Linked DNA regions of Homo sapiens: all the other regions are linked to region 2. A link is a loop called in an ENCODE intact Hi-C map of the cell type or tissue named here. Cell type or tissue: GM12878. All regions are shown on one strand.

Region 1 (8,000 bases), 91 kb after region 2:
AACATCAGATCATATTTCTTTGGTATAAAATATATCCGTATTAAATATGTATTTTAATGACATACATATAACATTCATTTTAAAATAAATAATTTTCAGTTACCATACTTTCCTATGGGTTAAAAAATCATTCAAGATTGAATTATGATCACATTTATTTTGTAGTATACCATTGATCAAAATAAAACACATTACACATTTGAATAAAAGAAATAAAACATAAAATTAATATTTATGTACAATCTATTTCTTAAATGAGTTGGATAAGAATAATTTTTCAATGAGTTTATATGTCCATGGATAAATATTATTTTGTGCTCTAGTTGAATTTATTATCAAACAATTTATGTGTATGTGTGTTGCATATATGTTAAGACTAGAAACCTATTTGTGTAAAATATAAGATTAGAAAGGAGTTTTATTTTAGTAATGTTTCTCACTCATTTAAACTCCTTCTGACTTATATATTAAAATTTATCAGCTCTTATTTGTCTTAGGTCCTTCTTCAACGTGGTTGAAAGGAAAGCGTTGGAAACCACATGAATTGCAAAGAATACGTAACCTAGTGGTAGTTTCACTCACATTCTCAATAGTGACTAATAGTGTTTCCTGTTGAACCTGTGTTTAGTGCCTTGGAGGTTTTTCTTCCTAAGGGCAATACCCCGTATTGTGATATTAGGGGCGACTTGAAAACATTGCCATTTAGCACTAGGTATATCTCAATGCTAAATGACGAGTTAATGGGTGCAGCACACCAGCATAGCACATGTATACATATGTAACTAACCTGCACATTGTGCACACGTACCCTAAAACTTAAAGTACAATAATAATAAAATAAAATAAAATAAAATAAAATAAAATAAAATAAAATAAAAGGGAAGAGAGAGAGAAGAGTCTCCCTGGAGCCTGTACTCCGGATGTTTCCAGGCAGACCAATTTTAGAAAGATGATGCATGGAAGTGGGAAAACAAAATAGATTCTCTGAGAACTAGCCACATCCACGTACTCCTTCAAACGTCTTCATGATCTTCTACACAAAGGGATACACACTCCAGTTTAAAACTCACTGTGACTCAGCCAAGATCACGCCACTGCACTCCAGCCTAGGCAACAGAGTGGGACTCCTTCTCAAAAAAATAAAAAAATTAAAAAAAATTAAACTCACTGCGTTGGAGTATCTCTTGGGTCTCTTCACATTTTATTATTCTGTAATTACTTATGGCTTATCGTATTATAGATTATAACCTTAAAGTTCCCTTGTAATGAATCAAGAAGGAAACACATATATTTTGCGAGTGCAAAATACACAGCACCATTTAATATTTTTTTTATATTTACATAAGATTAAATCTCTGTAAATAATGATATCTTTCAAATCAGTATTGTTCATCTCATGTATATCTTTCTTATTGAAAACTTAACTTGAAAATTGAGTTTTCCAGTTTACTTGTAAGTAGATCCACAGCAAATCAGTGTTGTTTCATGCCTCTTGCCTACTGATAAATTGAATTGACTTGAGCAGAAACACATTAAAATGTAACATGAGAAGAATGTAGGAGGAGAGGAGAAGTGGCATGATAATTACCATAGAGACATCATATCGACCCTTCTATTAGTTTATCATGTCACTAGCAAAACTGAGAAGTGAGCTCATTAGAGTAAATACAAAAAGACTTACTTTTACGTGTTACAATTATATTGTTCTAATTTAGAAGAAAAGCATGACTCAGTTACGTGGATTCTGTGCGGAGCTCTTTAGGTAATTAACTCTGGCAGTGACACACTATTTTCAGATAACAAGGAACACACAGTTTTCACCTGTGGGCTCCAAGGCATTTGGCTTTCTCAAATAAAGACTGTAGTGATGGTGAATACTTAATCTATGAATGCAGTGTGGCACACAGCTCTTTTCCAGAATCTCTTGAACAGCATGAAGAGTCTTTCACTGTCCATATAAATACATAATATCATTAGTATGAAATAAGGTGGCTGGTTTCCACTGTCAGAATTAGATGCTTACTGGCATAATACATGTAGGTAGAATGAATGGCTTAAGTTCTGGAGCCCTAGTAAGTGCTTCATGAAGGTCCGGTGAATATTTGTGGAAATAAGCAATGAATGAAGAAAGGAAGTTTTATATATATATATATATATATATATATATATATATGTATATATACACACGTATATATATACACGTGTATATATATACGTGTATATATATACACGTGTACATATATACGTGTATACACACGCGTATATATACACGTGTGTGTATATACACGCGTATATATACACGTGTGTGTATATACGTGTATATATGTATATGTGTGTATATATGTATATATGTGTGTATATGTGTGTATATGTGTATATATGTGTATACATGTATGTATATGTGTGTGTATATATGTATATATATGTGTGTGTATGTATGTATATGTGTGTGTATATATGTATATATGTGTGTATGTATGTGTATATATGTGTGTGTATATATGTGTGTATATGTGTATATATGTGTGTGTATGTGTGTATATATGTGTGTGTATATGTGTATATATATGTGTGTATATGTGTATATATGTATATATGTATATATGTGTGTATATATGTGTATATGTGTGTGTATATATGTATATATGTGTGTGTATATGTATATATGTGTGTATATATATGTGTATATGTGTATATATGTGTGTATATGTGTGTGTGTGTATGTGTGTGTATATGTGTATATATGTGTATATATATACATGCTCACACACATAATATATATATATGTTATATAAATATAAATGTCACCTATGAGTATTTCAACAAGGCTAGCAGAGTATATAGATACGAGTGGATTCACTCATAATAAAAAGTATTCTCTCAAGGATCTTTGTAACTCAAATATTTTTGTGTGTATATTTATGTACTTATATGTGTGCCCCTATATTCCTACATGTGTATATATATATATGTTTATATGTGGATATGTGTATACACTTATATATATATGAGAAAGAGAGGGAGTGTAGAAAGGGAGAGAGAGAATGAAAGAAAAAATCTCTTAGAATAGTAATTTCTGTTTTGCTTTTGAATCCCACAGGACCACGACCAATCCAAAAGCAGGGGACATCTTTTGTTCAACTTTTTATAATTAAGTCTAATCCTGAGTTGGATTCAGATTAAAAACAAAAACAAGCAAATAAATAAATACAATAGACATCTATGAGATGGAAATAGTGTGTGTGTGTGTGTGTGTGTGTGTGTGTGTGTGTGTGTGTGTGTGTGGCGAGGGAAATTGAAGTTCTAAACTGCTGTGGAAGGGTGGGCTGTATTTTCACTGGGAGCATGCACCAGTCCCTCATGGTTTCTTGAGAGAGATGCTCAGGAATACAAATACCTCCAAAAACAGTAGATATAAAGACAATAAATTCAAAGGTGATGGAGACTTTGGTTAAAAGTGATAAAAAACGTGGTTCCTGGAGTCAGATAAAACTCAGGTAGAATTCCAGCTTTGTCACAACAGCTGTGAGATCTTGTGCAAGATATCTAATTTTTATGTGCCTCAGTTTTCTCATCTGTAAAAAGGGCCATAAGAGTTCCTAAAACATTGGGTTGTGGTGAAAAATATATAATACAGAGAATGTACAATTTTCCTTACTATAGATTTGTGGATGTAAAAATACAGGTCAATGTTCATTCAACCGATCTTTCCTAGAAAGATATTGAAGAAGAAAAGCAATTGTTTCTTGGATAAGGTTGTCAACGTCTGTGGTAATGAAGATGACACAGGTTTTGTAGTTAGGCATATCTGGATTGGTTTCCTAAACCTACTATTTAAAAAGCTGTGTGATTCTGAGCTAGTTTCTTAAGTCTTAAGATTCTCAGATTCCTTTCTGTAAAATGGGATACTAATATAATACCTAGCACATATTTAGCATGGCAATGTACCAGACAATGTTCCAAAAGCTTTATGAGTATTTGCTCATTTATTCCTCCTAGCAATCTAATGGAATAAGTACAGCATTGTTACTGCTCTTAGCTACTCACTGAAGTGGTAGTCATTAACCCCATTGCACAATCGAGAAAATAACCTTAGAGAAAATGCATTAATAATAATAGTTTTTCAGCTTCCTTAGGCCTTGTGTCTTATATGAGTTGTTGAAAACTGCTTGCACCTATGAAGTGGTAAATAAACATGGTGAACTGAGTCAGGTGGCTATCAAAAATGAAGCCTATGATGTTGACAGTGGTTTGGTGAGTAGGGATGAATGCTGTAATCACACTTCTTTTTTTTGTTTGTTTTTAATTTTAATTTTTATCTTAGATTCAGGGGATACATATGGAGGTTTGTTACAAGAGTATATTGCACGATACCAAAGTTTCGGCCTCTGTTGATCCCAACACCCAGATAGTGAACATAGTACCCAATAGGAAGCTTTTGGCCCTTACTCCCTTCCATCCTTTTCTGCTTTTAGAGTTCCTGATGTCTATCGTTTCTATCTTTATGTCAGTGTATGCCTGATATTTAACTCCCTCTTCTAAGTGAGAACACATGGTATTTAATTTTCTGTTTCTGCATTAATTTGCTTAGAATGATAGTCTGTCTTCAGCTACATCCATGTTGTGATAACGAAAATGATTTCATTTCTTAATGGCTTCATAGTATTCCATGGTGTATATGTGCCATGTTTTCTTTATCCAGTCCACCATTAATTGGCATCTAAGTGGATTCCGTGTCTTTGCTAGTGTAAATAGTGCTGTAATAAGCATACAAGTGCATATGTCTTTTTGGTAAAATGATTTTTTTTTTCCTTTGGGTACATACTCAGTAAATGGATTGCTGAGTCGAATAGCAATTCAATTTTTAGTTGAAAAATCTCCAAACTGATTTCCACAGGGGCTGAACTAATTTTCATTATCACCAACAGTGTATAAGCATTTCTCTTTCTCTTCAGTTTTGCCAGCATCTGTTATTTTTTGACTTTTTAATAATACTCATTCTGACTGGTGTGAGACGCCTATGATGTTACAATAAAGTTTCTTTTTAGAGCACTTTCAAGCTTACTAAAAGGACCTATTGAATGCTAAAGAAAAAGCAAACAGTCCCCACTTTCTGCATGCTTCTAAAGAGCTAGCCACAAAGATACGGACTAAATGACTGTTCATGTTTGATAACCATTGACTTGGGTCACAAAACACTGTACATTTCAAGAGCAACACTGACTTCATTTAGGTACCTGAGTACCTATTAGATGCACTATTTGGCACAAGTAATTTACACCCATGCTGTGTTCTTTCTAAAAGATCCAGTGTCCCCAATCTAATTTACTAACATTTTATGTTTTCTTTGACTATGAGTTATTTGAATCTTCTGATAGTTCAAGGGAATGTGAGTGAGTTTGAACACTGGCTTTGGAAAGATTTTCTCACGTCGCAACTTTTGGGTAACGGCTATTAATATAAAAACTGGATTACTCAGACCTCATGCTGATTAGGCTCTTGAGTTACAGAAGAATTAGTACTTATTTACCCATTGCCAACTTTATTCAAATTTTAATGACCAAAGTTCCAAGAGTCAATTTTATCAATTGATACAAATATCAAAGGACTCAGTCAAGAAAAGATTGATTGTGAGAAAATGTGGTGATTTAGCTGATCTTTCCTTTTAAAATTCTTAGAAAAAAAAAACCTGGTAAACGGTTAAAATTTTGGATGATATTACTGGAAAAAGCTTTTCAATGTATATATGTTTAGCTTTTCTCTCCTTAAATGGGATGCTTCAGCAATAAACATGGTAAGAGTGTAAATTATTGTAGGTACATGATATTACATTCTTCAAATGGTATTGCTACTCTTCTATTAATTAGCAAATGAATTGAAAATCAAAGAACGTCTAGAAATTAACTTCAACTATTCTAAGTCTATATTATCTTACTGAGGAAATTATACACAACTATATCTATTTCTAGTTCCTACTTTTGCATCTTTCCTGAATCTGCTGCATTTCAGTCCTTATCATATTAGTCAAGGTTCTCCGGAAAAACAGAACCTGAAAGAAAAACAGAATCTGAATTATATATATCTATCTATATAGATATATATAATCTCTATCTATATATACATATATATAATCTCTATCTATCTATATGTATATATGGTTAGAGAAATATATAGATCTATATATATATGGCACATATACACCATGGAATACTATGCATCCATAAAAAAGAAAGAGTTCATGCCCTTTGCGTGGACACGGATGAAGTTGGAAACTATCTAGATCTATATCTATATATGTATATATAGATATAGAAATATATATTTCTATCTATACATATGCATATCTATATATACATAGATAGAGAAATATATATGCATATATACATATGTAGAGAAATATATATGCATATATACATATACAGATAGATAAATATATATTTTTATCTATCTATATCTAGCTAGCTAGCTGTCTATCCATACTGATCAATTGACCCACTTAATTATGCAGGGTAAGAAATCCTAAGACCTGCCATTTATAAACTAGAGAACCAGAAAAGCCTGTGGCAAAGTTTCAATCTAAGCCCCAAAGCCTGAGAATGCAGGGAATTGATGGTGTAATTTCCAGACCAAGGGTCAGAGAAAATGAGATGAGCTATATCAGCCGAAGCAGGCAGGCAAAAAGCACTCAAAGTTAGTTGCTCCTTTCTCTGGCTTACTGTTCTATTCCAGGCCTCAACGTTTATTGCCCATATTGCAGAGGGCAATAAACCTTACTGCGTCCACTGATTCAAATACTAATCTCATCCTGAAACCATCCTCACAGACACACCCAGAAATAATGATTAATCTAAACACACTGTGACTAGTCAAACTGACAAATAAAATTAACCATCACACATCCACCCATTGTCAACTTGGCAGCCATACACCTATTCTTCTTCTTTCTTTTTTTTTTTTTTAATTATACTTTAAGTTCTGGGATACATGTGCAGAATATGCAGGTTTGTTACATAGGTACACATGTGCCATGGTGGTTTGCTGCACCCATCAACCCATCATCTACATTAGGTATTTCTCCTAATGCTATCCCTCCCCTTGCCCCCCACCCCCGACAGGCCCTGGTGTGTGATGTTCCCCTCCCTGTGCCCATATGTTCTCATTGTTCAACTCCCACTTATGAGTGAGAACATGGGCAGCGTTTGATTTTCTGTTCCTGTGTTAGTTTGCTGAGAATGATGGTTTCCAGCTTCACCCATGTCCCTGCAAAGGACATTAACTCATTCTTTTTTATGGCTGCATAGTATTCCATGGTGTATATTTGCCACATTTTCTTTATCCAGTCTATCATTGATGGGCATTTGGGTTCGTTCCAGATCTTTGCTATTGTGAACAGTGCTGCAATAAAGATATGTGTGCATGTGTCATTATAGTAAAATGATTTATAATCTTTTGGGTATATACTTAATAATGGGATTGCTGGGTCAAATGGTATTTCTGGTTCTAGATCCTTGAGGAGTCACCACACTGTCTGTCTTGCACAATGGTTGAACTAATTTACACTCCCACCAACAGTGTAAAAGTGTTCCTATTACTCCACAGCCTCTCCAGCATCTGTTGTTTCCTTACTTTTTAATGATCACCATTCTAACTGGCATGTGTTGGTATCTCATTGTGGTTTTGATTTGCATTTTGCTAATGACCAGTGATGATGAGCTTTTTAAAAATATGTTTGTTGGCCGCATAAATGTCTTCTTTTGAGAAGTGTCTGTTCATATCCTTTTCCCACTTTTTAATGGTGTTGTTTTTTTTCTTGTAAATTTAATTTTTTTGTAGAGTCTGGGTATTACACCTTTGTCAGATAGCTAGATTGCAAAAATTTTCTCCCATTCTGCAGGTTGTCTGTTCACTCTTTTGATAATTTCTTTTGCTGTTCAGAAGCTCTTTATTTTAATTGGATCCCATTTGTCAATTTTTGCTTATCTTGCAGTTGCTTTTAGTGT
Region 2 (8,000 bases):
TGAATTAGAGAGAGATGCATTGTTAGGTGTCCAAGTAGTTGATTAAAACAACAAGACAAAATCACAGTCATTGTCCAGGTTTAATTACTTTCTGGTATAATATAAGCAAGAGACTAAACCAGAGAAAGCCCTCACTTTTCCCTGTTCTACTTTCTCCCAGGTAATGGCAGGCTGGGTCAAAGTTCATGTAAATCAGCACAGTCATAGTGGTCATCTCAATGTGGGGACAGAAGAGATCTCTCTCTGTCTCTCTTTGTTCATGGATAAATATATATTATCTATCTATTTCTCTATGTGTCTATCTATCTATGTATCTATCTATCTATCTAGCTAGCTATCTGAAAAGGCTCCTGCATTTCTATGGACTCAGAGACGAGGGGACAGGAAGAATGGGGAGGGTGAAGCATTGGGACTGGAAAAGTACTGAGTCAGAGTGGAGAAAAAAATGTCTTCAAGATTTTCTGTTCCTTATCCTCAGATGCAGAGGCACCTGAGGAAGGCTTCTACCAAAACCCCAAGTAAAGAAACCCCTTAATGAAGGTGCCTGAGCTAAGGACGCAGATATACCAAAGAGCACAACAAGCTGGAGAAAGGTGGGGTGTGACATATGAGTCTGTGACTGTAACTTCGGTTAGTAACTGCAAGGTGTCAGCTGTGCACTAAATCTGGTATGGGAGAGTAGCTTCCCCTGTAAGGTTTGTCAGGTAAAGCCTTGATAATTACTTATGGTCATGCCTGAAAAGTCACACATAGGATTTTGGCCTGGAACCATACACTTCATTTATGAATCAGTGTATTGCAGTAGTCCAGGCCAGAAAAAATGGAAATTGGTCCACAGTGATGGCAAGTTGGAATAATTTGAATTCAAATGATTCTAAAGATGTTTTATAGGCATAGGTAACATAACTTTAAGGTGCATTTAATACAGGTGGGTGGGGCTGTTAAGGGAATTAAGAGAATCAATGAAAACTTTTTATTTGGAACAAAAGCATCTGGGAGTGTAGTAGTATACTTCGATGAAATAGAGAAGACTAGAAGAAAAGCAGATTCTGGGGGAAATCAAGTTCTCTTTTGATCATTTAATATTTACAATACATGTTAGAGAACTATTTGGAAATGTCAGGGAAGCAGTTGGATATTTGTGCCTGGACTTCCAGTGGAGAAAATCAGGCATTGGAAAACTATTTGGCTTATAAAGAGTATTTGAAGATAAAGTTTGAGAAATCACTGGCTGATAGCCATCATTTAACATTTTGGGATTGGATGAGGTAATCTCTACAGAGGATTCAGATAGAGACTGAAGGCTCAGAACAGAGCCCCAGAGAACTCCAACATTTAGAATTCAGGACGACAAGGAGGAACCAGCCAAGAAACCAAGAAGTAGCCAGTTAGGTAAAAGGGAACCCAGACCGTTGTGATATATAAGAAGTAAAAAAAAAAAAATTAAGAAATTATATATATCTTTAAAGGGAAAGTGGATGGGCGCGGTGGCTCACGCCTGTAATCCCATCACTTTGGGAGGCCTAGGCGGGCGGATCATTTGAGGTCAGGAAACATGGACAACATGTTTCCTGACATGGTCCATAGCCTGGACAACATGGTGAAACCCTGTCTCTAGAAAAATACAAAAAAAAAAAAAAAATCAGCTGGCTGTGGTGGCATGCCTGTAATCTCAGCTACTTGAGAGGCTGAGGCAGGAGGATTGCTTGAACCCAGGAGGTGGAGGTTGCAGTGAGCCGAGATCACACCACTATACTCCAGCCTGGGCGACAGAGTGAGACTCCACCTAAAAATAAAAATAAAAATAAAAAATAAAAATAAATAAAAGGGAAAGGAAGATTAACTGTCAAATATTGTTGAGAAAGTAAATATGCTAAGAACAGTGAAATGATTATAAAATTTGCCAATATAGAGGTCATTGATGACATGACAAAAGTACAATTAGTGGAGAAGAAGAGGAAATATAAAACCACAGATAGAGGTAAAGAAAGAATGTGAGTTTAACGAGCAGAGGCAAGAGATTACAGACAACTCTCAAAAAGTTTTACTTTCATTACGTGAAACAGAGAAATGGGGCAAACCCTGGCAAGTGTTGTGAGCTCAAAAGAATGTTTTTGCTGTTGCTATTAATCAAAAAGCAAGACATATAACATACTTATGCTGTATTTCTGTTGGTAATGATCAACGTAAGTACAAAAATAAATAAGGCATCTTAAAAGAAAGGAGTGGGAGGAGAGAGAGAGAGAATATTACTGAGAATAGAAATCAGATATTTGAGAAATCAAGCGTAGAGGGACTCCAGTACACAAATGTTGAGGTTGGACATTGATAAAAACAGGGATACTCCCTCCATTGTAGCTGACAAGAGGGAAGGCAGACAAAATGGGCACAGAAAACAGAGAGGTAGCCTGTAGGTTTGCTGGTGGGGTGATAAGATAGGTCTCATCTGTGGCCTTCTATTTTCTCAATAAAATATGAAGTCAGGTCATTAGCTCAGGGATGTGTTATTTGAGGAGAGGAAAGGTCAAAAAGATGGCTTGGAGTGTAACAAAATAAACTTACAAGGGAAGGGCAGCAGGATGGTCACTCTGTTTGGTGGCCATTTGAATTATGCAAATATACTGCCCAACATGTTCTACCCATGACTATGCATTCTTCAAACAACCAAAAAAATGGGCTCACACTGAGCACATTCTTTGCAATTTACTCTTTTTCACTTAAAATATATTTTAGGCCGGGCGCAGTGGCTCATGCCTGTAATCCCAGTACTTTGGGAGGCAGAGGCGGGTGGATCACGAAGTCAGGAGATTGAGACCATCCTGGCTAACACGGTGAAACCCCGTCTCTACTGAAAATACACACACACACAGAAATTAGCCGGGCGTGGTGGTGGGTGCCTGTAATCCCAGCTACTTGGGAGGCTGAGGCAGGAGCATTGCTTGAACCCAGGAGGCGGAGCTTGCAGTGAGCCGAGATCACGCCACTGCACTCCAGCCTGGGCGACAGAGTGAGACTGTGTCTCAAAAAAAATATATATATATCTATATATATATATCTATATCTATATATATATCTTTTTCTAAGACATTACATATAGATTTACTACTACATTCATTTAATAGTGATGTTGTATTTCATACTATGTATCCCAGGCCCAGACAACCATCATTCCACTCTCCACTTCTATTAATTTGACTATTTTAGATTCCTCATATAAGTGGCATCATGTAGTATTTGTCCTTTTGTTTATTGTTTCATATGAGAATGAAGGTGATTACTCAGGGGATGTGGTTCATTTGGAAACAACAAAAACAATTTATTCAATATTTCAAACTTACGTTTCAGGAAACTATGAAATTATTGCATATTATATGCCACTTGGCCACTAAGTGGCTTCTGAATGTGAAATAATTGCTTTAAAGAATGAGGAGTACATGCAACCACACTGAAATGAGTTCTTAAAGTGAAGAGGATTACAATTTTTCTACATGTTTGCTAACTCAGGATTATATAATTTTGACCAAATGCGTTCCTTAATTTATGGACTCTCAGAATCTTCTTATTCTACTTTTCAAATAATTTTTCTTTGTCACTTTTTTTTTTAATTTAAAATTCCCGGAGAGACTCAAGGAACACTCCAGGAGTATTGAACAAAAAGATATTTGAGTTAAAGATCTGGTATTTCAAATCTGTGCCTTTTTTGCATAGTAATCTCATTTTATGCTTAACCCTGCTGAAGAGCAGCACGTGTGGTATGAAATTATTCTGGACTGCTGACCTCCTTGCTTGTCACCTGGACTGTGTTTTCCCCCATTTAGCTTAAGCTTTCCCTTCTTCTTCATAAAGCTCCCTGTTGCTTCCAACAAGGAAAGTGACAGCTCATTCCTTATACTGACAAGCTGTCTCCCTGCACTGTCTCTTTGTTATCTCGTTGTCTCTCTGTTCTTCTCTCACTGTCTTGCCTATCTTTAATAAACACATTTTTGTCTGAGTGACAAGCAGAGTAATTCAGCTCATTATAATTAGCAGCACTGCCCTTCTTTTGCTAGAAAACTTTAAAAAGTCAATGTCTATATATAGAATTGAAATTAGGAAGTATGCTTTCCGATTCTTGATTCACTCCGTCACTTTCTTGCTGTGGGGGCAGCAGGGAACTGCTTGACCTCTGGGTTTCCTTTGGTTCAATTAAGGTGATAATTCTTGCCTGGCCTTACAGATGTAGGTGAGTAATTAAGGGTTGTAGAATCCTTTGAAATTCAAAAAAGAAGCTGTAAAGGCTAATCATTTGCAGTATTCGTCTAAGTTTTTGAAGTAATTTACACAAGAAAATAAATACTGTAGTTTGGATGTAGAAGATGAAGCCATGAAAGTTAACACAAATTCATTGACAAATTCACAAGAAGATTCTGAAGTGGAGACAGGAAGCTATATATACTGCTGCCTTTTCAGCCCTCTTTCTCTCCTGGATTTTGATTTGCGAACTCTCTTCTATACTCCCTCTCCAATACCTCACCTAAATTTCTGATTAGTAAGGTACATCTGAAAGGGTACAGGCTTTGGAGGCTCTGAGACTTAGTTACACACCCGATTCTACTACTTTCCAAATGAGAACTAAGGCAAATAATATGTTATGTGTTTTCACTTCCTGTATCTCAGCTTCCTTATTTTGTACAATGGCAACCACCCTTACAGCACACAGCTGTCAATAAGAACTTCACGCATGTTTGTGCAAGCTGGTGTTGATGCTAGGACATCTACAACTTTCAAGGTATGTTTCTTCTCTTTCATTCTTCAGAAAGGAGGTAGAAGGAGAGGTCATGTGGTTAAGCTGCAGTGACAGCTACTCTGGTGACTATTAGACTGCCCCAAAGAGATACTTTAGAGCCAGGCAGAGCAGGCATGTGTTGGGGCCAGGCTTATTGCTGGTCTTGGGTGAATATTCCTACTATAACTTTCAACCATCTGAAAAGAAATGACCAAATTCACGTATTTTGCAACCAGAAACAATACCAGTTATGTCCTAAACAAAGGTGAGTGCTGTATATCATGTAAAATGTAGATGTTCTCTTTGCTGAGGTCCAGAAACTGACAGTGAACTTGAGAATTCCCTGGGGGACAGAGCATCAAAGAAGTACGTGGTTTCTGAGAAGGCCGTGTTTCCCAGGGAAGAAAAAAAGTAGATACTTTCTAAGACACAAAACCACAAATAATGATGATGTGCATATTTTTAGAAATTGTTTTATTGAGGTGTAATTTATACAAAAATTGTACATATTTAATGGATAAAACTCGATGAGTTTAGAAATAAAGTACATACCCATGCAATCATTACCACAAACAATGTAATCAACCTACTCACCTCCAAAAGATTCCTCCTTCCCGTTTTATTATTATTATCATTATTGTTATTATTTTTGGGATAAGAACACTTAAGATGTACCCTTTTAGCAAATTTGAAAGTATACAATACACTATTGTTAACTATAGCTACTGTGCTGAACAGTAGATCTCTAAGACTTGTTCATTTTGTATAACCGAAACTATGTACCTCTTGACCAATACCCACCTCTATCCTTAACCTCCTAGGCCTGATAACCGCTACTCTATACTCTGCTTCTATGAATGTGACTATTTTAGATTTCTAATTTAACTGATATCACGTAGTATTTGTCCTTTGGCGTCTGGCTTATTTCACTTAGCTTAATGTCCTACAGTTTCATCCATGTTGTCACAAATGAAAGGATTTCCCTATTTTGTTAAGAGTAAATATCATACCACTATATGTATATACCATATTTTCTTTTTCCATCTGTTTGTTCATGGACACTTGAGTTGTTTTCATATCTTAGCTACTCTGAATAATGCTTCAATAAATATGGAAGTGCAGATATGTCTTCAATATACTGATTTCAGTTCCTTTGGATGTACACTCTGAAGTGGATTTGCTGGATCTTGTGGTAGTTCTACTTTTAAGTTTTTTGAGGAACCTGCATACTGTTTTCCAGTGTGGCTGCAACAATTTACATTCCAACAGTACACAAGGGTTTCCTTTTCTTCACACTCCTGCCAACACTTGTTATCTTTGGTTTTTTATTTTTAATTTTTTATTGAGGCAAGATAGAAAATGTGCCCTATTTACCATTTTTAAGTGGACAGTTCAGTGATAATAACTATGTTTGTGTTTCTTTTCCATTCATCTCAACCTCCTCTTCTTCCCAGGATCTGGTAGTCAACATTCTACTCTCTAACTTCAGAAGATCCACTTTTTTAGTTTCTACATATGAGTGAGAACATGTAATATTCGTCTTTCTGTGCTTGACTAATTTCACTTAACATGACAGCCTCCACTTTCATTCATGTCGCTGCAAAGGACTGGATTTCATTACTTTTATGGCTTAATAATATTCATTGTATAAATATGTCATATTTCCTTTATCCATTCATCCGTTGATGGGTACTTAGGTAGATTCACATTTTACCTATTGTGCTAAATAAATAGTGCTGCAATAAACATGGAAGTGCAGATATATTTTTAAAAAATTATTTCTTATGATGTAAGTTCTGGGATACATGTGCAGAACGTGCAGGTTTGTTACATAGGTATACACGTGCCATGGTGGTTTGCTGCACTCATCAACGCGTCAACTACATTAGGAATTTCTCCAAATGCCATCCCTCCCCTAGCCCCCCACTCTGCAACAGGCCCTAGTGTGTGAAGTTCCCCTCCCTGTGTCCATGTGTTCTCATTGTTCAACTCCCACTTATGAGTGAGAACATGCAGTGTTTGGTTTTCTCTTCCTGTGTTAGTTTGCTGAGAATGATGGTTTCCAGCTTCATCCATTTCCCTACAAAGGACACGAACTCATCCTTTTTTATGGCTGCATAGTATTTCCTGGTGTATATGTGCCACATTTTCTTTATCCAGTATACCACTGATGGGCATTTGGGTTGGTTCCAAGTCTTTGCTATTGTGAACAGTGCTGCAATAAATGTAATTGTGCATGTGTCTTTATAGTAAAATGATTTATAATCCTTTGGGTATATACCCAGTAATGGGATTGCTGGGTCAAATGGTATTTCTGATTCTAGATCCTTGAGGAATCACCACACTGTCTTCCACAATGGTTGAACTAATTTACACTTCCACCAGCAGTGTAAAAGCATTCCTATTTCTCCACATTCTCTCCAGCATCTGTTGTTTCCTGACTTTTTAATGATCGCCATTCTAACTGGCATGAGATGGTGTCTCATTGTGGTTTTGACTTGTATTTCTCTAATGGCCAGTGATGATGAGGTGTTTTTCATATGTTTGTTGGCCACAGAAATGTCTTCTTTTGAGAATTGTCTGTTCATATCCTTCACCCACTTTTTGATGGGGTTTTTTTTTATTGTAAAATTGTTTAAATTCTTTGTAGATTCTGGATATTAGCCATTTGTCAGATGGATAGATTGCAAACATGTTCTCCCATTCTGTAGGTTGCCTGTTCAGTGTGAAAATAGTTTCTTTTGCTGTGCAGAAGCTCTTTAGTTTAATTAGATCCCATTTGTCAATTTTGGCTTTTGTTGCCATGGCTTTTGGTGTTTTAGTCCTGAGGTCTTTGCCCATGCCTATGTCCTGAATGGTATTGCCTAGGTTTTCTTCTAGGGTTTTTATGGTTTTAGGTCTTATATTTAAGTCTTTAATCCATCTTGAGTTAATTTTTGTATAAGGCATAAGGAAGGGGTCCACTTTCAGTTTTCTGCATATGGCTAGCCAGTTTTCCCAACACCATTTATTAAATAGGGAATCCTTTCCCCATTGCTTGTTTTTGTCAGGTTTGTCAAAGATCAGACAGTTGTAGATGTGTGATGTTATTTCTGAGGCCTCTGTTCTGTTCCATTGGTTTATATATCTGTTTTGGTACCAGTACCATGCTGTTTTGGTTACTGTAGCCTTGTAGTATAGTTTGAATTCAGGTAACATGATGCCTCCAGCTTTGTTCTTTTTGCTTAGGATGGTC
Region 3 (8,000 bases), 71 kb after region 2:
ATATAATTTTATTATTATTAGACTTTAAGTAAGTTTTAGGGTACATGCGCACAATGTGCAGGTTAGTTACATATGTATACATGTGCCATGCTGGTGTGCTGCACCCATTAACTCGTCATTTAGCATTAGGTATATCTCCTAATGCTATCCCTCCCCCCGCCCCCCACCCCACAACAGTCCCCAGAGTCTGATGTTCCCCTTCCTTTGTCCATGTGTTCTCATTGTTCAATTCCTACCTATGAGTGAGAACATGCGGTGTTTGGTTTTTTTGTCCTTGTGATAGTTTACTGAGAATGATGATTTCCAATTTCATCCATGTCCCTACAAAGGACAAGAACTCATCATTTCTTATGGCTGCATAGTATTCCATGGTGTATATGTGCCACATTTTCTTAATCCAGTCCATCATTGCTGGACATTTGGGTTGGTTCCAAGTCTTTGCTATTGTGAACAGTGCCGCAATAAACATACGTGTGCATGTGTCTTTATAGCAGCATGATTTATAGCCCTTTGGGTATATACCCAGTAATGGGATGGCTGGGTCAAGTGGTATTTCTAGTTCTAGATCCCTGAGGAATCGCCACACTGACTTCCACAATGGTTGAATTAGTTTACAGTCCCACCAACAGTGTAAAAGTGTTCCTATTTCTCCACATCCTCTCCAGCACCTGTTTGTTGTTTCCTGACTTTTTAATGATTGCCATTCTAACTGGTGTGAGATGGTATCTCATTGTGGTTTTGATTTGCATTTCTCTGATGGGTCAGTGATGGTGAGCATTTTTTCATGTGTTTTTTGGCTGCATAAATGTCTTCTTTTGAGAAGTGTCTGTTCATATCCTTTGCCCACTTTTTGATGGGGTTGTTTGTTTTTTTCTTGTAAATTTGTTTGAGTTCATTGTAGATTCTCGATATTAGCCCTTTGTCAGAAGAGTAGGTTGCAAAAATTTTCTCCCATTCTGTAGGTTGCCTGTTCACTCTGATGGTAGTTTCTTTTGCTGTGCAGAAGCTCTTTAGTTTAATTAGATCCCATTTGTCAATTTTGGCTTTTGTTGCCATTGCTTTTGGTGTTTTAGACATGAAGTCCTTGCCCATGCCTATGTCCTGAATGGTAATGCCTAGGTTTTCTTCTAGGGTTTTTGTGGTTTTAGACGTAGGCTCAAAATAAAAGGATGGAGGAAGATCTACCAAGCAAATGGAAAACAAAAAAAGGCAGGGGTTGCAATCCTAGTCTCTGATAAAACAGACTTTAAACCAACATAGATCAAAAGAGACAAAGAAGGCCATTACATAATGGTAAAGGGATCAATTCAACAAGAAGAGCTAACTGTCCTAAATATACGTGCACCCAATACAGGAGCACCCAGATTCATAAAGCAAGTCCTGAGTGACCTACAAAGAGACTGAGACTCCCACACAATAATAATGGGAGACTTTAACACCCCACTGTCAACATTAGACAGATCAACGTGACAGAAAGTTAACAAGGATACCCAGGAATTGAACTCAGCTCTGCACCAAGCGGACCTAATAGACATCTACAGAACTCTCCACCCCAAATCAACAGAATATACATTTTTTTCAGCACTACACCACACCTATTCCAAAATTGACCACATAGTCGGAAGTAAAGCATTCCTCAGCAAATGTAAAAGAACGGAAATTATAAGAAACTGTCTCTCAGACCACAGTGCAATCAAACTAGAACTCAGGATTAAGAAACTCACTCAAAACCGCTCAACTACATGGAAACTGAACAACCTGCTCCTGAATGACTACTGGGTACATAACGAAATGAAGGCAGAAATAAAGATGTTCTTTGAAACCAACGAGAACAAAGACACAACATACCAGAATCTCTGGGACACATTCAAAGCAGTGTGTAGAGGGAAATTTATAGCACTAAATGCCCACAAGAGAAAGCAGGAAAGATCCAAAATTGACACCCTAACATCACAATTAAAAGAACTAGAAAAGCAAGAGCAAACACATTCAAAAGCTAGCAGAAGGCAAGAAACTGAAGAGCAGAACTGAAGGAAATAGAGACACAAAAAACCCTTCAAAACATTAATGAATCCAGGAGCTGGTTTTTTGAAAGGATCAACAAAACTGATAGACCGCTAGCAAGACTAATAAAGAAAAAAAGAGTGAAGAATCAAATAGACGCAATAAAAAATGATAAAGGGGATATCACCACCAATCCCACAGAAATACAAACTACCACCAGAGAATACTACAAACACCTCTACGCAAATAAACTAGAAAATCTAGAAGAAATGGATAAATTCCTCGACACATACACCCTCCCAAGACTAAACCAGGAAGAAGTTGAATCTCTGAATAGACCAATAACAGGCTCTGAAATTGTGGCAATAATCAACAGCTTACCAACCAAAAAGAGTCCAGGACCAGATGGATTCACAGCCGAATTCTACCAGAGGTACAAGGAGGAACTGGTACCATTCCTTCTGAAACTATTCCAATCAATAGAAAAAGAGGGACTCCTACCTAACTCATTTTATGAGGCCAGCATCATCCTGATACCAAAGCCGGGCAGAGACACAACCAAAAAAGAGAATTTTAGACCAATATCCTTGATGAACATTGATGCAAAAATCCTCAATAAAATACTGGCAAACCGAATCCAGCAGCACATCAAAAAGCTTATCCACCACGATCAAGTGGGCTTCATCCCTGGGATGCAAGGCTGGTTCAATATATGCAAATCAATAAATGTAATCCAGCATATAAACAGAACCAAAGACAAAAACCACATGATTATCTCAATAGATGCAGAAAAGGCCTTTGACAAAATTCAACAACACTTCATGCTAAAAACTCTCAATAAATTAGGTATTGATGGGACGTATCTCAAAATAATAAGAGCTATCTATGACAAACCCACAGCCAATATCATACTGAATGGGCAAAAACTGGAAGCATTCCCTTTGAAAACTGGCACAAGACAGGGATGCCCTCTCTCACCCCTCCTATTCAACATAGTGTTGGAAGTTCTGGCCAGGGCAATGAGGCAGGAGAAGGAAATAAAGGGTATTCAAGTAGGAAAAGAGGAAGTCAAATTGTCCCTGTTTGCACATGACATGATTGTATATCTAGAAAACCCCTTTGTCTCAGCCCAAAATCTCCTTAAGCTGATAAGCAACTTCGGCAAAGTCTCAGGATACAAAATCAATGTACAAAAATCACAAGCATTCATATACACCAATAACAGACAAACAGAGAGCCAAATCATGAGTGAACTCCCATTCACAATTGCTTCAAAGAGAATAAAATACCTAGGAATCCAACTTACAAGGGATGTGAAGGAACTCTTCAAGGAGAACTACAAACCACTGCTCAAGGAAATAAAAGAGGATACAAACAAATGGAAGAACATTCCATGCTCATGGGTAGGAAGAATCAGTATGGTGAAAATGGCCATACTGCCCAAGGTAATGTATAGATTCAATGCCATCCCCATCAAGCTACCAATGCCTTTCTTCACAGAATTGGAAAAAACTACTTTAAAGTTCATATGGAACCAAGAAAGAGCCTGCATCGCCAAGTCAATCCTAAGCCAAAAGAACAAAGCTGGAGGCATCACGCTACCTGACTTCAAACTATACTACAAGGCTACAGTAACCAAAACAGCATGGTACTGGTACCAAAACAGAGATATAGATCAATGGAACAGAACAGAGCCCTCAGAAATAATGCCGCATATCTACAACTATCTGATCTTTGACAAACCTGAGAAAAACAAGCAATGGGGAAAGGATTCCCTATTTAATAAATGGTGCTGGGAAAACTGGCTAGCCATATGTAGAAAGCTGAATCTGGATCGCTTCCTTACACCTTATACAAAAATTAATTCAAGATGGATCAAAGGAGATGGCTTCTTTCCTTAAACCTCATGAACTAACCCCTGCTGGCTTAAAACTTTCCTTCCACAGCCTCCTCACCTCTCTCAGCCTTCCTAGAATTGAAGAGAGTTATGATCTTGATGTGGACTAGGTTTTGGCTTAAGGGAATGTTCTGGCTGATTTGATCTTCTGCAGATAACCAAAACTTTTTTCATATCAGCAATAGGTGGTTTAGCTCTCTTATCATGTTTTTGTTCACTGTGGTAGTAGTTTTAATTTTATTCAGGAACCTGTCATTTGCATTCACAATTTGGCTAACTGGCACAAGAGGTCTAGGTTTCAGCCTAGTTCAGCTTTTCACATGCCTTTCTCACTAAGCTTAATTATTTCTAGCTTTTGAGTTAAAGAAAGGTGAAACTCTCACTTGAATGCTTAGAGGCCATTGTAGGGTTTTTAATTAGCTTACTTTCAATACTGTTGTGTGTCAGGGAATATAGAGACTTGAGGAGAGGTAAAGAGATGGAGGAACAATTGGTTGGTGGAGCAGTAAGAAAACACACAACATCTATCTATTTAAGTTCACCATCTTATATGATTAAGTTCAACATCTTCTATAGGTGCAGTTCATGAGGCCGTAAAACAATTACAAGCATCACATGAAAAGATCAGTAATCACAGATCACCATAACAGATATAATAATAATAAAAAAGGTTGAAATATCACCAGCATTACCAAAATGTTGTGACACAGAGACTTGAAGTGAGCACATGCTGTCGAAAAAAAAAAAATTGGTGCCAATAGATTTGCTGAACCCAGGATTGCTACAAACTTTTCATTTGTAAAAATGCAAAATCTGCAAAGCACCATAAGTCAAAACACAATTACATGAGGTATGCCTGTATACAGATAGAGCATCCTTAATCCAAAAATCTTAAATTTGAAAGCTTCAAAATTCAAAACTTTTTGAGTGTCAACATGACAAAACAGGAAAATTTCACACCTGACCTCATGTAATGGGTTACAGTCAAAATGCTATCAAAACTTTGTCTCATGCACAAAATTATCAGACATATTGTATAAAATGACCTTCAAGCTATTAAAATTGGGTTCCTTCTTCAAAATATGTCAGTATGTATATGAAAGTATTCAAAAATTCAAATAAATTAAATCCAAAACAGTTCCGAACCTACGCATTTTGGATAATGGATACTCATCCAATGTGTGTGCATGTGTGCATGTGTGTCTGTGTATGTGTGTGTGTGTGTGTCCATATATGTACTTATATGTTCCCCTTCTCTTTGAGTTGGTTTCCCTATCTGGAAAATCAGGGGTTGGAGATCATGAATGCAAAAATCACCTCTCTGTCCCAAGCTGTGTTCCCTCTGGATATTAAAAATAATTCAAAGCTCAGAAATTTGGGATCATGTTATCAAATGTTTTCAGTGTCATAAAATGATTAAGAACTACAGTTTTCATTTTATCTTAAAAACAAAGTGATGACTGTAAACCAGGGGTCAAAATTAGTTGTGAACAAAGAGTTTGTTTGACTCAGAGGCACTTCATCTGGGTGAATTATAAGCCTCAAAGAACATAGTAACAGCGAATTAATCAAGAAACTTACTCATTGTTTATGTGTGGTTTTTTGAAGCTGAGTTTTTCTAGTGTGTTTGAAGGACTTCAGATCATCGCTCATTTGTGAAAGTGACATTTTTTTTCTTGGGTATAAGAACATGCATTTTCAATGTAGGCCAAGTTTAATTATTCCTCCTAGAAAACATGCCTTTCACCACACATGACAAATTCTCCCCTAAAACAGATCTCTGTATTGAAAATTGTTTCAGTATTGCCCCCAGTCCATGATTTACTTTTAGTATAAAAATTGATTTTCTTTCGGTCTAAGAAAAAATATTTATAAGTGAAGACAGGATATATTTTTCCTCTTACCATGAATTAAGCCAGACTATCTTCAGGGTATTTCTCATGTAGTTTAAGAGATAACTTTAAAATTATTACAAAGTGAAACACTATGTATTGTGAAATCATAACATGCAAACCAAGCACAAAGGGAAAGGTAGATTGTTACAATTCCGGGAATCCATAGAGGGCTTCATAGCGTAGACGGACACTTAACATATCTTTGAAGAAAAAGATATGGTAAGCTGCAAAATTGTTACTTTGTGATGCAGCAATTTATTCAAGGACATAGAAGGTACTCATCAAAATTTTACCTTGTAAATGCACCCATGCCTAGATTTCATCCTAGGACTATTTGAATACAGAAAAACTAAATCATTTTTTATTTTCTAGAATTACAAATTATTTCTATTTATTATTGCATGGAAGTATCAATCAAGACTAGCCAAACTATTTTCTAAAATGCAAATAAAATAGCTATAATTAAATTAATCAAAATACAAATTTCCTTGATCATCTTTTATGCAGAAAACTGAAGTTATATACTAAGGATACTTTCCTTACATTTGATATTCACATCTTTATTCATCCACTCACATCATAAATATGCATTGAGCCCCTACCATGCTAATTTCTGAGGGAGTACAATAATGAAAAAAATAGGAAATAGACAATATACTGTCAAAAATAGAAAACAAAAATAGAAAAAATAAAATACATTAGAGTTTACATTCTAACTTATACTGTGTGTACCTGTGTTTGTCATTGTATATGTCCATGTGTATGTCTTTGGGCACGCACTTGCATATATATGAAGCAGAGAGATTTAGCAGAAACTAGGAAAATCTAATAGTCATGAGACCCTATTTTTAGTCATGGCATTAACAACACATTGCATTTCCTAAAGAAGGTCCCCAAAAACATTTCTTTTATAATTTGATTTTGACACACCCTAGTCAAGGGGTAAAGTCTAACTGAAAAGTGGGTAGACCAGGGGTCCACAAGCCCCAGGCTGTGGACCAGTGCCTATCTTTGGCCTGTTAGGAACTAGGCTGCATGGCAGGAGGTGAGTGGCTGGCAAGTGAGCATTACTGCCTGAGCTCCACCTCCTGTCAGATGAGTAGTGGCAATAGATTCTCAGAGGAGCATGAACCTTATTGTAAATTGTGCATGTAAGGGATCTAGGTTGTGTGCTCCTTATGAGTATCTAATGCCTGATGATGTGAGGTGGAACCGTTTCATCCTGAAACCATCCCCAGCCTCCTACCCCTACCCCTACCCACCTCCCCACAACTAATCCAGGGAAATATTGTCTTCCACGAAACTGGTCCCTGGTGCCAAAAAGGTTGGGGACCGCTGAGGTAGACAATGCTAGAAAAGGTCAAACAACTTCTTCCTGGTTCTCTTGGAGCACTTTCTCTGGGGGAAGCCAGCTACCATCTAAGAAGTCTGACTTCCCTGAAGTTACCATGTTGGAGAGGCTACATATAGACACTTTGGTAAAAAGCCCTACCTGATACCAGCCTTCTTCCAGTCATCCTCTCCAAGGTGTCAGACACATGAGTAGAGCAGCCTTGGACTCTCTAGACCAAGCTTTTCTAAGCCACGGCCCAGGATGTCTTTGAATGTGGCTCAACACAAATTTGTAAACTTTCTTAAAACATTATCAGATTTGTTTTTTTTAGCTCATTGGCTATCGTTAGTGTTAGTGAATTTTATGTGTGGCCCAAGACAATTCTTCCAATGTGGCCCAGGGAAGCCAAAAGGTTGGACACCCCTGTTCTAGACTATTCCATCCATCAGGTAGGTACCACAAAGTGACCTCAGTCAATGTTATGAGGAGCAGAAGAATCATCCTGCTGACCACTCTCAAGTTACTTCACCACGTAATACATAAGATGTAATTAAATAGTTGTGGTTTTAAGCCACTTGATTTTCAGGTGGTTTACGTCACAGCAATAATAACTGGGATAGATGTACAACTTAATAGCTGTGTGACCATAGAAAAGTTAACTACTCTGAACTTTGCTTTTGTTTGTAAAATGAAAATACCAATATATGCCCTTCCTACCCAACATAAATTGGAGGTGTCCTTTTAGCATTATTCTCCTCAAGCCCACATTTGTCTTTCATTTACTCAGAAATTAAACACCAAGTTAGTCTCATTTCTACAACCTGTCATCCCCCAGTATAGTTTCTGTCAAGAAAGTCAAGTTGCAAATGAG

What was found. Peaks named below come from ENCODE experiments on the same cell type or tissue, not always from the same donor. Only the 100,000 strongest peaks of a DNase experiment are listed, where the experiment ranks them.
Region 1: a loop joins it to region 2, with 2.1 times the contacts of the local background. A loop is called at or near these places in 1 of 110 quality-filtered maps.
Region 3: a loop joins it to region 2, with 2.5 times the contacts of the local background. A loop is called at or near these places in 1 of 110 quality-filtered maps.

Annotation. Positions count from the first base shown.
Region 1 is chrX:142,883,828-142,891,827 of GRCh38, reverse strand. No RefSeq gene overlaps it. Among named protein-coding and RNA genes, the nearest start is that of SPANXN4, 140 kb to the left of the region's middle. In GM12878, no CTCF peak of the experiment used is centred here; no DNase peak of the experiment used is centred here.
Region 2 is chrX:142,974,464-142,982,463 of GRCh38, reverse strand. No RefSeq gene overlaps it. Among named protein-coding and RNA genes, the nearest start is that of SPANXN4, 47 kb to the left of the region's middle. In GM12878, no CTCF peak of the experiment used is centred here; DNase peaks (open chromatin) are centred at 4,223 and 4,703; H3K4me3 peaks cover 1,072 bases; H3K27ac peaks cover 3,746 bases.
Region 3 is chrX:142,903,786-142,911,785 of GRCh38, reverse strand. No RefSeq gene overlaps it. Among named protein-coding and RNA genes, the nearest start is that of SPANXN4, 120 kb to the left of the region's middle. In GM12878, no CTCF peak of the experiment used is centred here; a DNase peak (open chromatin) is centred at 4,205.